2 separate regions of the Homo sapiens genome follow, and region 1 is linked to region 2. Evidence: read pairs that join two places in POLR2A ChIA-PET (ENCODE). Cell type or tissue: OCI-LY7. All regions are shown on one strand. Links, peaks and the distances in the headings refer to the core of each region. The heading gives the core; the rest is flanking DNA.

Region 1 (2,918 bases), core at 166-2,665, 810 kb after region 2:
TGCCCAGAGGAGTCACCAGCCAAATTCAAAATGGGCAGCTTGAGCCACAGGCTCGGCCAGAAACTGCTATTAACAGCCTGGTGGAGGAAATAGAGCTCTCAGCACCACCCTGCTGAGCCCAGTTTTCCCTCTTGCCCCATGACCTCCTCCATAAGCATGTTGAGAAGGACCCATGAGGTTGCATTCTCCGTTGACATACATCATCAGCACTCCTGGCTCTATTTGTTAGGAAGAAATTGAATTGGCCTCAACTCAACTTTGGGGTTGGCTTTCTTCAGTTAAAGTATTTTGAAGGAAGTAAATCTAACGAAATGCTTTCCATCCTAATTAAAGGTGTGCTTGTCACTCTCCCCACCCAAGCTCCAAAATCCTAGCATGTTTCTGTTGAGCAAAGGACATTCACCTCCAAACTAGTATAAAGAAAGCAAAATGTATCATCAGCACCCTCCAGCCTCACTGTTCTGTTCTCTTTCTCCTATCTTGTTATAGATTCCATCTCCTTCTGTGTAAATCAATCCAAAACCACTGATGCACCATGAGACTGAGTATGCACCTTTACATCCCAGCTCCCCAAATTTCCCACTGCAATTCTGAGTGCCCCTATATTAGATAATTATTTCCTTCCTGTGATTATTTCATTTCTCTCTCTCTTTTTTTTTTTTTTTTTTTTTTTTTTGCTTCTTTGTTTGAAATATGCCCACCCATTTCAGGTTGAGCCACGGATAAGGAGGGCTTAGCTCATGTCTCCTGTGGGAATTGAGGCATCTCAGGAAACAGTATAGAGTTGGTACAGTTAGAATGAGAAGAAGCCTGGGGAAAGAAACCAAGAGTGAGAAATGTGTGGCTATTTTGACTTAGCTGGAGCAACCCTCTCATAACAGGCTGGGAAGTGGAAGACATTAGTAACAAGGTGGAAAGATTACTAAAGGGATTTTTTAAATGAGTCTTTTCCAACAAACTGGAAGGATTCCTAAAACCAAATGAGAAAAGGTCAGCTATATCCACTAGAAAGACATACCCTCCCACCCCACTATCAATATACACCATCTGGACAGGACAGTGTAATGGTATGGAGGGCAGTTTTCTTCTTCCCATACCCCTGCCTTGGTGGCTGTAGTAGACATCTGCTGCTTCTCTCTGCCCAGAGTCTATTTCCTGTTTCTTCTGTTAGTAACATTCTCATGTGCTTAATGAAACAGCTCCTTTTCTACTACAAATGATTATAGTGGGGCCACATATCAAACACCTTACATTCATCTCCATCACCAATGGCCATATGGATGGGCATTTGACCCAAGTAAGCAAGACAGCTTCTTATTTTGCTGGCATAAATGAATTAATCCCAAGAAGTGGATGGGAAACCCAAGCGAGGTCAATTAAAATCTCCATTGAAATTTATATAAAACTGAAGCCTAGGGAAAGAGCACAGTCCTTTCTCTGGAGCTGCCAAGCTGGGAATATGTAAAACTGGAGCTGCCTGTGCCATGTCTCCCAATATGTGCAGGGAGTTACTAAACAGGTCTGTGTGGAGCAGGCAAGAGATGGGGCAAGGTGTGGAGGAGAGGGTTAGAGGTGGGGCAGAGGGATGATGAGTTGGAGGAGAGAAAGAAAGAAATATGGGAAAGGGTTTGGGGAGAAAGTGTAAGAGAAAGATGGAAAAATAGAGACATGGGAGAAGAGATGGGGAGGAGACAAAGAATCCATGAAAGAGAGGGGGAAGATGAGGGAGAAAGATGGGAGTAGAAATGGGGTGAGAGAAAGAAAGAAGAGAAAATGGAGAGAGAAAAATGGGAGAAACGAGGTACAGAGTGATGAGTGGAGAAAGGTGGAAGAAGAGATGAGGAGAGATAAAGGGAGAGGTGGAGGAGATAGGGAATTGAGGGAGAGAGGGAGGGAAACCGATGGGAGAGAATGGAAAAAGGAAAGAAAGGTATATAGAGACAGATACAAAAAGAACAATGGGAAGGGGTGAGGGCGAAGAGTAGGGAAAAGAAGAGAAGAGGGAAACCTGATGAGGTCTCTTGAGATCCTGGTTCCAGGCCATCCCTGAGACCACCTGCATCCTTGTGTATAATCAGATCGTGTTGGGTCTTTCACTGGCAACCAAAAGCATGATAACTATTCTAATGGCCTTAATTGAATCCAATCCTATTGCAAGCTGGGCTCTCATCGGCTTTGTTCTGGAACTCAAAGATATACCAGGGGTTTCTCTTATTACCTCAAAATATACATACCCTTAAAGAATCTAGCCAGCTGATTTCCATGCCTCAAATAAATGGAGAAAAGATCAGTTCCTTTCCCCTGCCAACAGAGAGCATGTAAAGATCTTCATTTCTTCCTTCCTACTTCCTGATTGCAATCTGGCTACAAGAAACCAATCCTAGACCAAAGATACAAAAGAAACTACTTGGAGGTTAAAAGCGACATTTAAGAGAAAATGATGTTGTACATCATACCAAAATTTAATATGACTTTATGCAAAATAGTAATGTGTCTGGTAATGCAAAGATTCTTCTAAAGTAGGTTAATAACAATCCAAGATTATTCTCCTTAAAAAAAATGAAAATGTATGTCAAATAAAAAAAGACCTAAAGTAGCTGAATCTTGTACCCATTGAAGGAGCTGATTTACATAGATAGCATTTAACATTCCATCATCATTATCCTATCAGTCTCCTGTCTAATGTACAAGCTAAAGACGTTCAATGTGCTTAGAGGTTAAAAAAAAAAAAAAAAAAAAAAAACATACCCTACACCCACCAGCCAAAATGGTGGTAAATGACAAAGAAGAAAAAGGAAAAAAGAAGAAAAAAAATAATTTTAGGCAGACAGATGAATATCAACTGGAATGAGAAAAAGACTCTCTCCCCCCTCCCTTCTACACCAATATAGTAACCTAAAAGGTTGAATAAAAGAAAA
Region 2 (2,918 bases), core at 224-2,723:
TTTCATAAAATCTTGAAAAAAATTTTTTTCTATGTGCAGAGGAGACGAGAGAGAGACTGAGAAACAGAAAACTTTGTCCAGGATGGGAACCAGATCTCTCTCTCTATTTTTTAAATTTTAAATTATCCAACCGTTAAATATAAACATTATAATATTTTGACAGGTTTCCAAAGAAATAAAATTGTGAGTCCCATGGATAATGATTTTTCTGAGAATTCCAGGTACAGAATAGGCCCTTTCAGGATTTCCTGTTTTTTTGTTTGCTTTCCTTCGCTTCTTATTTTAGGTCCAATAAACCTTTTACTTTAAGCAGGATCAAGTGTTAAGACAAACCAACTACAGAGCTAATGTATAGAACATTAATTCTATAGAAATGCCCTATAAAAAGCAAAGAAATAAGACTAACTATTAAAAGAAATCCATATGTCTCTGGAATTTTTATTTAAGTTTATATTAGCAATAATGACCTTGGTTCTAGGGAATTCGGTAACGATTAATGACCAGCAAGGGGTCACTGGCCTCATGGTGCTTTGGGCCAGCAACCCCTTCCAAAGAGGACAAGAACTGGCCATTTATCCCAAGGAAGTGCCCTAAGGCGAGGTCCTTATCCTCTTGCCATCTGATGGTAATTTAACCTCAGCTTTTAAAGGGCCCTTAGGAGCAAATATACAATGGGTTGTGCTTTCAGTATTTTAAAGAGTTTATTTTTGCCATGCAATGCCTAATTGGGTATCATTGAAAAGAGTTGTCAAAATAAAGTTGGTAATTATGTTCCTTTTATTCCGGGGTACATATACTCATTTTGTGTCTGCATATCTGCTGGCTTGTATTGGTGTAGTGTGCATCTATGCAGATGCTTATACTCACATTCCCATGTCTGGGGTGTGTGTGTGTGTGTGTGTGTGTGTGTGTGTGAGAGAGAGAGAGAGAGGGAGAGAGGGGTTAAAATACCCAATGCCAGATCAACAGAATAAATAAAACTTGAATGATAGAAACTTCAGTCACATTAGTTTTGCCTGCAAGAATAAATCCCTGTAATATGTAAAATAAGGGGCCAGAGGCAGAGTAAAATTAGTCTTTTCTTGGTTACAGATGACTGGTGTGGCAGTGACTGGCATTGGCGTTTTGCATGTTCTATGTGTTATTGTCATTACTGTAATTACTGATGATAACTAACCATTTATGAAGCCACATATTAGCTGAATTCTGGGTATTCTCTCATTTAATCCTTACAGCAATTCTATGTGCTGAGTATTCTTATTTCTCCCATTTTACAGATGAGGAAACTGGGGCTTCAGTTGGTTAAATAACTTGCCCAACGTCAACATAGCTATTAAGTGGTGGAGCTGGGATGCCAACCTTGCAGTGTCTGACCCCAAAGATCAGGGTTTTAATCATAACACTATTCTGCCTCTATTTAAAAACTAACATTTCCATTTTCTAAGCGCAGCCCTTAATATATTCATTTAGGCAAATTTCCATCCTTTGCTGGCGTAATCGCTATTCCTTTTGTTGGTCATTGCTCCCCTGGGCTTCCTTCAAACATGGTCAGAGGTGCCCCAGACTTTTTAAAGATGGAAGAAAGGCCACATGGCCCTGCATAATTTGACCGAGACAGCTGTGCAGTTGGTTGTCTCATTTAAATTACAACCACAAAAAAGATGTGCCAGGCTTCATTGACACAAAGCTAAGGGCAGGAACACGGAACCGTTTCCTGAACCTGCCCTGGGTTCCTGCCAAAGGTAAGCAGCCACGCTCAGCAGGGTCTCACGGACCACTGAGGAGGCAGTGAGCTTCACTAAAACAATTATCCCTCCCCAGGGCTCTGCCGAAGGTTTGCAGCTCCAAATTCTCATGGTAAAGGATCCGTCCAGTCTCTGAATTCCAGCTTAGAATGGCTGACCTAGGCAGGACAATTCCTCTGAGAGCGAGGGAGAAAAAACAAAAGTGTGGGATTTAAAAGGCTGGTATTGCAAAGGATCATCTTGACAGGCTGTGGCTCAGATTTAGAGAAACCCCGAACTGATTTGCAGAGGACTGAACACCAAACCTTGTAACCACAGAGCAGACTTCGGGGAGGTAGTCATAGGACCTGACAAGCAATCTTTTAATACAGAATCTGGTACAAAGATCCATGTGTGTATTTTTGCTGTGGTTTTTTTTTTTTTTCTATATCTTTTGGAATGGAGTCTAATCGTCCAAAGGATAGTTTTCACGTGTAGTGTTTTTCTCTTTGATTTGAGATAGGAGGTTTTCTGTGGCTGCTAAGCAATACACATATACCTACGTGGCATACAATGTCTTTTTTTTTTGGTGGAATTCTTAGCATGCATATTTTTCTCAGCTAAATGATTTTTAACAGCAGTTATTTAGTTCCTATTGCACCTTTCCAAAATTGCGTTCATGGTAGATACTTCTCAAATAAGGTTTAGTTTTATTAAAATTCTTACGTCTTTCTGAAACAAATATACTAAATCTTCCAGAAGAGCCCATAATAATAATAATTTTTTTGCGTGTGTCTTATGAGCCTGTGCGTATGTGTGCACCACGCAGATTTGTGTACACATTTGTATGTAATACTGTTACAACTATAAATGGCAAAAGAACGTATTTTAAGCCTCTTGGGGTTTCAACAAATTGTGATAAAAGGGTGGTGGTGGCCGAGATGACTTTCTCCCACTCTATTAAGAAAAAGTGCAAAATGAATGAGGGCAAACTGCTGGCTGCGATTGTGATTGTGCACAACTGCAAAGCGGGATCGGCTGGGATGGAGGCCACGGAGCAGGAACACCCCGTGTCTTGCCCCCCCTTCTGAATGCCTCTCAGTAGTGGCATTGTGGGGACTCATGAATTACTTCTTACAGTCGGGGCTCCTTGCTATAAATCCAGCCCTGGTGCCGAGCGCACTGTGGGCAGCG

Evidence for each region. ChIA-PET counts read pairs that join two places held together with the same protein. Peaks named below come from ENCODE experiments on the same cell type or tissue, not always from the same donor. Only the 100,000 strongest peaks of a DNase experiment are listed, where the experiment ranks them.
Region 1: POLR2A ChIA-PET joins it to region 2 with 14 read pairs; 1 of 35 experiments calls an interaction of 5 or more read pairs at or near these places.

Annotation. Positions count from the first base shown.
Region 1 is chr5:158,243,944-158,246,861 of GRCh38, reverse strand. All of the region lies in intron 1 of LOC105377678 (a long non-coding RNA gene), which reads right to left. Among named protein-coding and RNA genes, the nearest start is that of LINC02227, 160 kb to the left of the region's middle. In OCI-LY7, for the core only: no CTCF peak of the experiment used is centred there; a DNase peak (open chromatin) is centred at 1,151.
Region 2 is chr5:159,051,603-159,054,520 of GRCh38, reverse strand. The region is part of intron 6 of EBF1 (EBF transcription factor 1); the gene reads left to right. Among named protein-coding and RNA genes, the nearest start is that of EBF1, 47 kb to the left of the region's middle. In OCI-LY7, for the core only: no CTCF peak of the experiment used is centred there; DNase peaks (open chromatin) are centred at 1,660 and 2,030; H3K4me3 peaks cover 2,199 bases; H3K27ac peaks cover 2,358 bases.